Linked DNA regions of Homo sapiens: region 1 is linked to region 2. A link is a contact called in ENCODE Hi-C or POLR2A ChIA-PET data. All regions are on one chromosome and are shown on one strand. The core of a region is the stretch at or near the end of the contact, and the rest is flanking DNA. Distances in the headings are between cores, read along the strand shown. Region 1 holds the start of TOR1A (torsin family 1 member A). Region 2 overlaps FNBP1 (formin binding protein 1).

Region 1 (4,086 bases), core at 827-3,326, 110 kb after region 2:
ACCTTGGTTTCTCTTTTTTTTTTTTTTTTTTTTTTTTGATACGAAGTCTCGCTCTGTCACCCAGGCTGGAGTGCAGTGGTGCGATCTCGGCTCACTGCAACCTCCACCTCCCAAGTTCAAGGAATTCTCCTGTTTCAGCCTCCCATGTAGCTGAGACTACAGGCACACGCAACCATGCCTAGCTAATTTTTTTGTATTTTCAGTAGAGATGGGGTTTCACCATATTGGTCAGGCTGGTCCCAAACTCCTGACCTCAGGTGATGCACCTGCCTCAGCCTCCCAAAATGCTGGATTACAGGCATGAGCCACCATGCCCAGCCAGTTTCTAATGCCATTTTACAATGAAAGGAATCAGGGTTCCTCGTAGAAAATAGGATTCTAGGACTGGGGCAGGAAATACAAGATGAGCCCGGAGTATCCTGTAGTGTCAGAAAGGAAAGAGGCACTCAAACCCAAATAAGCTGGTATATACACTGGGTGTATGTCAAAGGAGCACAAGGAACCACTCAAATTCCCAGTGGCCAAAATGAGAACAATTTGAAAAAAAAATTAGTACTGTAGTATAACAAAGGATAAAATAACAATGGTCCACACTGATATAAATGATTGAATACATGGGGGAGAAGAAACAAATCTCCCATGCAGAATTCCAAATAATTTCTGTAGATACTCTGCCCCCAAGGAGGTGGAGCAAAATCCCCGACTCCTTACGTGTGGGCTGTGCATGGGGACGTCCTTCCAAAGAGTACAGTAGAGAAAAGAGGGGTGGGGGGACCTGACAAACACTACTTCAGTCAAGTGATCAAGTCAGCACCAACAGTGGTAAGTAACGTTGAACAGTAAGAACCCTTCCTTGGTAGGATGTGATGAGCATAGCACTTTACCTCTGTGATCTTCCTTCCAAAACGCCATAACGCTTGTCTAATCCTGAGAAAAACATCAAATCCCAATAGAGGGCCAGCCCACCAAAGATTTGGCCAGTACTCCTCAAAACTATCAAGGTCATCAAAAATAAAAAGCTGAGGCCAGGCGCGGTGGCTCACGCCTGTAATCCCAGCACTTTGGGAGGCTGAGACGGGCAGATCATGAGGTCAGATCAAGACCATCCTGGCCAACATGGTGAAACCCCGTCTCTACCAAAAATACAAAAATTAGCCGGGCATGGTGGTGTGTGCCTGTAATCCCAGCTGCTCAGGAGGCTGAGACAGGAGAATCGCTTGAACCTGGGAGGCAGAGGTTGCAGTGAGCTGAGATCATGCCACTGCACTCCAGCTAAAATAAAAATAAAAGGCTGAGACACTGTCATTAACAGTAGTCTAAGACATGACAACGAAATATAATGTGGTATCCTGAATGGAAACCTGCAGCAGAAAAAGGCATTAAGTAAAAGGAAGGAAATCTGAATAAACTACACTTTAGTTAATATGACAACAGTGCATCGTTAATTTTAACAAATGTAGCACACTAATAATGTAAGATTTTAGTAATAGGGGAAATTGCAGGGATGGGTGGCACATGGGAACTCTCTACTATCTTCTCAATTTTTCTGTAAATCTGTTCTAAAAAATAACGTCCGTTATTATTATTATTATTATTATTATTATTTGCGGGGAGGGGACACAGTCTTGCTCTGTCTCCCAGGCTGGAGTGCAGTGGTGAGATCTCGGCTCACTGCAATCTCCGCCTCCTGGGTTCAAGCGATTCTCATGTGTCAGCCTCCCCAGTAGCTAGGGCTACAGGTGCCTACCACCACACCCGGCTAATTTTATATTTTTAGTAGAGACGTGGTTTCACCATGTTGGTCAGGCTGGTCTCGAACTCCTGACCTCAGGTGATCCGCCCGCCTCAGCCTCCCAAAGGGCTGGGATTACAGGCAGGAGCCACCATGCCTGGCAAAAATAACGTCCATAAACAAAAACACGTGGCCAACAGGGGCGGAGCAGAACCGAGTTTCCGGAAGCAAAACAGGGCTTTGTACCGAACAAAGATGGCGGCCGCCGGCGTCGGGAGGAGGGCTGCCCTGAAGAAAGATGGCCTCCGCGAGAGGAGGAACCGGAAGCGTGGGTCTGGCGGCTGCACCGGTTCGCGGTCGGCGCGAGAACAAGCAGGGTGGCGCGGGTCCGGGCATGAAGCTGGGCCGGGCCGTGCTGGGCCTGCTGCTGCTGGCGCCGTCCGTGGTGCAGGCGGTGGAGCCCATCAGCCTGGGACTGGCCCTGGCCGGCGTCCTCACCGGCTACATCTACCCGCGTCTCTACTGCCTCTTCGCCGAGTGCTGCGGGCAGAAGCGGAGCCTTAGCCGGGAGGGTAGGCTGGGGCGGGGGCTGGAGGCTGGGGCTGGGGCTGGGGCTGGGCGATGGCACTAGGGCTGAACTAGGACCAGGGCATGGAGAATGGAGGATGGAGGCCGGGGGATGGCACCAGGGCCGGGCTAGGACTAGGGCTGGAGCGGGGCCTGGGGGCTGGGGCTGGGCGATGGCACTAGGGCCGGGTTGGGGCTGGGGCTGGGGCTGGGGGATGGAGCGGGGCCCGGGGGCTGGGGGTGGGGCTGGGGGATCGCACTAGGGCTGGGTTAAGACCAGGGCGGTTGGCTGGGGCTAGGGGATTGAGGATGGTGGATGGAGGCTGGGGGATGGCAGTAGGGCCGGGCTAGGACTGGGGCTGGAGCGGAGTTTGGGGGCTGGGGCTCAGGAGCGGGGGCTGGGGCTGGGGCTGGGGCTGGGGGATGGCACTAGGGCCAGGCCGGGGTAGGGGTCACATCCCAGGAGGGCCGGGCCTGGGCAGAGCTGAGTCCGCGGGGGCCGGACCCCGGAAGCCAAGCGGCCGGCCTGCAGGATGAGGCCTGGCTCCTCGGCCATGACCACAGACGTGCCAGACTTAAGTCGGAGACCTGAGGAGCCAGGCTGCAGGTTGGCCTACTTTGCGCTAAGCTGGGGGTGGACCAGTGGTAACCTCCCTCCGAAGTGGGTTCTGCCTCCTTTCTAGCCTAGCGGGAGACAGGAAGGATGGTGAGGACTCTTCCGCAGCCGACCAGGAGGGACCAAACTGTTTCCTTTCCCGGCTCTGCCTTGGGGTGGGAGGAGCAGCACAGGGGTTAGGGGTGCAAACTGGTGGCAGTGGCAGTGGCACCAAGGGGCTTTTCGGGAAGGAGTCGGGCCAGGGCTTTAGAATAGGCAGGACCAGCAAAGGGAGGGCTCCCTGGACCGCCGTCCCCTCTGGGCCAGGAGCTTACAGACCGCAGTACTTGAGGTTTCGCAAGGTGCTTGGAGGGCGTCTAGACGGCTTTGCTGGCTTTCTTATGGGCTGTAAATGTGGCTACATTTTGCCGCTGTTTCTTCCCCACTCCTGATTGGCTTTGTCTTTCCCAGCACTGCAGAAGGATCTGGACGACAACCTCTTTGGACAGCATCTTGCAAAGAAAATCATCTTAAATGCCGTGTTTGGTTTCATAAACAACCCAAAGCCCAAGAAACCTCTCACGCTCTCCCTGCACGGGTGGACAGGCACCGGCAAAAATTTCGTCAGCAAGATCATCGCAGAGAATATTTACGAGGGTGGTCTGAACAGTGACTATGTCCACCTGTTTGTGGCCACATTGCACTTTCCACATGCTTCAAACATCACCTTGTACAAGGCAAGGATGGAAGTTTGGAATCCCTTCCTGGATGTCATCGGGTTTGGGGTCTCTTTGTTGTGGGATGAGATTTGGGAGTTCTATGTTGAAATGAGTGAGCCCGGAAAACGGTTCATGTCTCAGTTCCCCTTGGAAAGGTGTAGAAGTTAAGAGTTTGAGATGCGTGGAGCAGTTAATACCATCAAAGCTTTGTGGTGGGTTCTGAAAATCGGTCCAGTGAGTATGTAGGGTCATGGGATTTTAGAGGTGGACATGATCAAATCCATCTTAGAGATCAACACATCTCACTCATTTTTTTATTTTTTTCTTTATTTTGAGACGGAGTTTCACTCTTCTTACCCGGGCTGGAGTGCAATGGCATGATCTCAGCTCACTGCAACCTCTGCCTCCCGGTTGAAGCAATTATCCTGCCTCAGCCTCCCGGGTAGCTGGGATTACAGGGTCCTGCCACCATG
Region 2 (4,708 bases), core at 329-2,828:
TATCCCAAATAAGTTCTCCAAAATACAAGATATTTTAAAGGTATTTTTGTCATAATGAGTAATTGATTCAACACTAGTTTTAGCGACTCTTAAATTCCATTGTCAAATAAACAATTTGCTAAACAGAAATAGATTTTCCATAGTGAAATTTGGTTAGAACAATGGTGCATTCCTAGGCCAGAGTTTCAGAAGTGGATATTAATTCAAAGCAGCTGGATGCAGGGACTGAGAAAAAGACAGTCCTGTCTTTTTGCTGCGGCTTTGGAGAATCTGATGTATCACAGTATTTTGCTGTTTTTGAAGGTTTCCCTATCCTTGTAGTCAGTGAGAGTGAGTGAGACTGTAGAAATAGATCGTCCTTTGCAATTGTATGTCCAAGCATGGAAGAAAAACTCCTGGAGAGACAGTGTTCCTTTAACATAAAAGGCAGACCGTCTAAAATATACTTTGATTTATTATCTTCTACACAGCTTACTTTCTAGGCTGGACTGTAGACATGTTGGTCCTTATTCAGCGTCTTCCACAGTTCACGTCTAGGGCCCTTGTTATGTTTTCAGGATTACTGCATAGAAACAGGGCAAAGGGCATTATGAATCTATTAGGAGGTAATATGCTTACAGAAGGAATTATGCAGCTAAAGCTAAAACATGATTAGGGATTCTGTGGAGCTACAGGAAGAGGATCACAGCCACTTCCAACCAAATGGTGCTGGGTGGGGTACCTCTGGCACCAGCTTTCATGGGTAAAATATTCTACTTGGGTAAAATATTCTAAAATATTGGCGTGAGTGGATTTATTGTCAGAAAGCTTTTATCTGCTCTCATGGGTTGTGTGTGTGTGTATGTGTGTGCGTGTAAGTACATGCATACATATTATATATAATGATGGCATTCTGATGTGATGCCTGTTTGAGATCTTAAGTTATTTTAAAAACTCACTTAGATAGAATCTTCAAAATAAACGGGGAAACTACCTCCTGAGCTCTTGCTGTTCTTTACAGAAGAGATGAAGAAATCCCCCACTGGATTTTTGTGAGACTTTCTGAGGAAGCCTTGTGAATAAAATAGAGACTGTTTTAGAAATTTGAGGTCTAATGGGAATTTTTTTTTAAACATTCATAGCGAAATGATACATGATGAAACTCAGCAGCTGAAGAGTTAATAGGGCATTTGTGCTGGACGGGCTCGGGGAACAGATGGAATGCATGTAGGTGGGAAAGCTATTATTTAAACAGAGGAGGGCTACTGTGTGTTGGAAGGGGGTGGATTTTTGAGGGTAGCTGGGTACTTAACATTTTGGGGCTAGACTAATATATTTACTAGTGGACACAGGAAGAAGCAGACGCCAAGGCATATGGTCAGGAAGGGAGTTAACAGGCCACCAACAAAGAGGAAGAATGCGGCAGCTGAAATCAACTGAGGGTAGATGAAAAGAGGATAAAATGGCACCGACAGATCCAAAGGCCTTAAGAAACTCAAAAAACCTCAGTAATAAGGAAATGTGTTTGGAAATACTGATATTGTTACCTTCATTTGGGAAGTGTTCACGTGTGAATAGGGAAGAAAATAAGGGAAGCAACTGTGAATTACCTTAGGCTTTCACCAGATGAGTATGAGTAAAATGTGTGAAGTGAAATTCAGGTTAACCCTTCAAGTCACATAGGCAGGAAACCAATAAAGAAGATTGACATGAAAAAAAAAGCCAATACTAAATGTTCCCATCAAGAAGAAAGTGGAACAAATACTTCAGCTTTCCTCTCATGTGTTTCTTTTCTTTTCTTTCTTCCTTCCTTTTTCTTTCTCTCTTTCACTTTCTCTTTCTTTCTCTTTCATTCGTTTGTTCTTTTTTTTTCTTTTCTTTTTTTTGAGAGAGATAGTCTGGCTCAGTCGCCCAGGCTGGAGTGCAGTGGTGCGATCTCGGCTCGCTGCAACCTCCGGCTCCTGGGTTCAAGCGATTCTCCTGTCTCGGCCTCCCAAGTAGCTGGGACTAAAGGCGCCCACCACCACGCCCATCTAATTTTTGTATTTTTAGTAGAGACGGGGTTTCACCATGTTGGCCAGGATGGTCTCAATCTCTTGACCTCGTCATCCACCCGCCTCAGCCTCCCAAAGTGCTGGGATTACAGGCGTGAGGCACCGCACCTGGCCTCTTTCGTTCTTTCTTCCCTTTCTTTCTCTCTTTTCTTCTTTTCTGTCTTTTTCTTGTGTTTCTGATTTTCTTTCTTTCATGATTAGGTCTTAATTTTCTTGTTTTTGTTTGTTTGGTGTTTTGTTTTGTTTTTTGAAACAGTCTTGCTCTGTTACCCAGGCTGGAGTGCAGTGGCGCAGTCACAGCTTACTGTATACTTGACCTCCTGAGCTCAAGCAATCCTCCCACCTCAGTCTCCCAAGTAGCTGGGACCACAGGCACACATCACCACACCCAACTAATTTATTTATTTATTTATTTATTATTTTATTATTATTATTTTTTGAGACGGAGTCTTGCTCTGTCGCCCAGGCTGGAGTATAGTGGCGCGATCTCGGCTCATTGCAAGCTCCGCCTCCCGGGTTCACGCCATTCTCGTGCCTCAGCCTCCCGAGTAGCTGGGACTACAGGCACCCACCACCACACCCGGCTAATTTTTTGTATTTTTTTTAGTAGAGACGGGGTTTCACCATGTTAGCCAGGATGGTCTTGATCTCCTGATCTTGTGATCTGCCCACCTCAGCCTCCCAAAGTGTTAGGATTACAGGCGTGAGCCACCGCGCCCAGCCAATTTATTTGTTATTATTATTTTTTGACACAGGGTCTCGTTCTGTTGCGCAGGCTGGAATGCAGTGGTAGTGATCACAGCTCACTGCAGCCTCAGCCTCCCAGGCTCAAGCAATCCTCCTGCCTCAGCCTCCTGAGTAACTGGAACTATAGGCACATACCACCATGCCCAGCTAATTTTTGTAGAGAGAGGGGTCTCACCATGTTGCCCAGGCTGGTCTCAGTTTCCTGGGCTCAAGCAATCTGCCCACCCGAGCCTTCCATAGAGCTGGGATTGCAGGCGTGATCTACCACACCCAGCCAGGTCTTAGTTTTCTGAAACATTGGTTCAGTAAAACAAAACAAAAACAAGCAAACAAACAAATAGTTGCCCTGGTTATGTTGGAAGACAGCCTATTTCCTGTTGTGTTTCTGGCTTACTGCAGTGAATTTGCCAGGTCACTTAAAGACCAAAAACCCTATCTTCATCTGGCAGGAGGTAGTTTTTTGCCTTGTGTGGACCTCAAATTGTGTTAGAGATTCACAAGATTATATTTATCAAAATAACACCACAATGCTATGTGAATCTAAGGTGGTATTAACGGCACAACCTCTTGTACTTCTGGATGACTTTAGAATTTATAGACATTCCTGTTTGAACTTTAAAATCCATTCTGCAACTAGTCAACAATTGTTGCCCCTTTTTTAGGTATGTGATCAATCAGAATATGAATTAGAGAAAAACAAATGTGTAAATTATTGATTTTTTAGGAGAAAAGCAATGCAGTAAAACATAAAATAGCACTCCTCAAAAAACATAAAAAGCATAAAGAAGTTGCCATACTTATTCCCTCTTTAGCATATATACTAAATATAAACATGCTAGAGAGCTTTAGAAAAGTCTCCTTAGGTCAGTGGTTCATATGCCTTTTTAGTGCATGAACCCCATTGAGAACTGGGTTTAAAAATTCATGGATTTCCCAGCCAGGCACCGTGGTTCATGCCCATAATCCCAGCACTTTGGGAGGCTGAGGCGGGTGGATTGCTTGAGTCAAGGAGTTCAAGAATAGCCTGGGCAATGTGGTGAGACCTCCTATCTACAAAAAAAATACAAAAATTAGCCAAGCATGGTGGTGCACGCCTGTAGTCCCAGCTACTTGAGAGGCTGAGGTAAGAGGATTGCTTGAACCCAGGAGGTTGAGGCTGCAGTGAGCCAGGATCGTGCCACTGCACTCCAGCCTGGGTGACAGAGCGAGACCTGGTCTCAAAAAAAGAAAAAAAAAAAATGAATTTCTCATCCCCTCCTCAAAAAAAAAAAAATGTGTATATGAGATGAGCAGAGGTTCCCACAAGGGTCATCCAAATAATGTAAATTGGCCCAAGTGCAGACAGTATAGAATGGTGTGTCAAACTAGAAGGTACACGCCACGTTAAGGCAGTAGGGAATGGTGGAGGTTTATACAAACTAGGATGCACATTGCTTACCTAAAGTCAATTCAATTCAGAACATTAAAAAGCACCCGCGGAATACATTTGAGGTAAATCTGGCCCCTAGGCATCCCAGTGTGCAGTTCTAGGCTTTTATTGATTGCACCCAGGCTTTTATCTATGGTGTATAAACGTAGGAGTATTCTTGTTTTTGCCCTAAGGCCCGACAACAAGCTCAAATACGTCACCAAATGGCAGAGGACAGCAAAGCAGATTACTCATCCATTCTCCAGAAATTCAACCATGAGCAGCATGAATATTACCATACTCACATCCCCAACATCTTCCAGGTAAGTCCTGAACATCTCTCAGATTTCATGTTTTATGCTTTGCTTTCCTTAGAAACATGACACTTCTGAATCGTGATTGCTGGGTTTGTATTCTGAGTCTGAGTCTTTATATAATTCCAAATTTCCACTAATTTTTTTTTTTTTTTTTTTTTTTTTTGAGACAGAGTCTTGCTTTGTCACCCAGGCTGGAGTGCAAT

The links. Hi-C counts contacts between places; a loop is a spot of excess contacts on that map. ChIA-PET counts read pairs that join two places held with the same protein, here RNA polymerase II (POLR2A). Pooled maps may share reads with other maps.
Region 1: a loop to region 2 is called in a pooled map, with 2.9 times the contacts of the local background. The contact joins the promoter of TOR1A here to the enhancer-like site in region 2. A Hi-C loop is called at or near these places in 1 of 168 maps with a recorded cell type or tissue (CD4-positive, alpha-beta T cell), 1 of 37 single-sample maps with no recorded cell type and 8 of 50 pooled maps. POLR2A ChIA-PET finds 5 or more read pairs at or near these places in 5 of 52 experiments (H1, MCF 10A, activated B cell and 2 more).

The regions. Positions count from the first base shown.
Region 1 is chr9:129,822,126-129,826,211 of GRCh38, reverse strand. TOR1A (torsin family 1 member A) reads left to right here and starts at 2,076. Exons shown (of 5, transcript NM_000113.3): 1 at 2,076-2,304; 2 at 3,366-3,631. The coding sequence starts at 2,127. RefSeq lists an enhancer at 1,882-2,191 and a silencer at 2,602-2,691.
Region 2 is chr9:129,929,370-129,934,077 of GRCh38, reverse strand. It overlaps FNBP1 (formin binding protein 1), which reads left to right. Exons shown (of 17, transcript NM_015033.3): 7 at 4,383-4,511. Among named protein-coding and RNA genes, the nearest start is that of MIR6855, 62 kb to the right of the region's middle. RefSeq lists enhancers at 891-1,040, 1,061-1,120, 1,141-1,240, 1,381-1,450. Within about 2 kb of position 1,578, at least 7 of the 41 ENCODE cell types and tissues checked have a DNase peak (open chromatin) inside an H3K27ac peak, as active enhancers do; they include CD4-positive, alpha-beta T cell, where a contact is called at or near this core.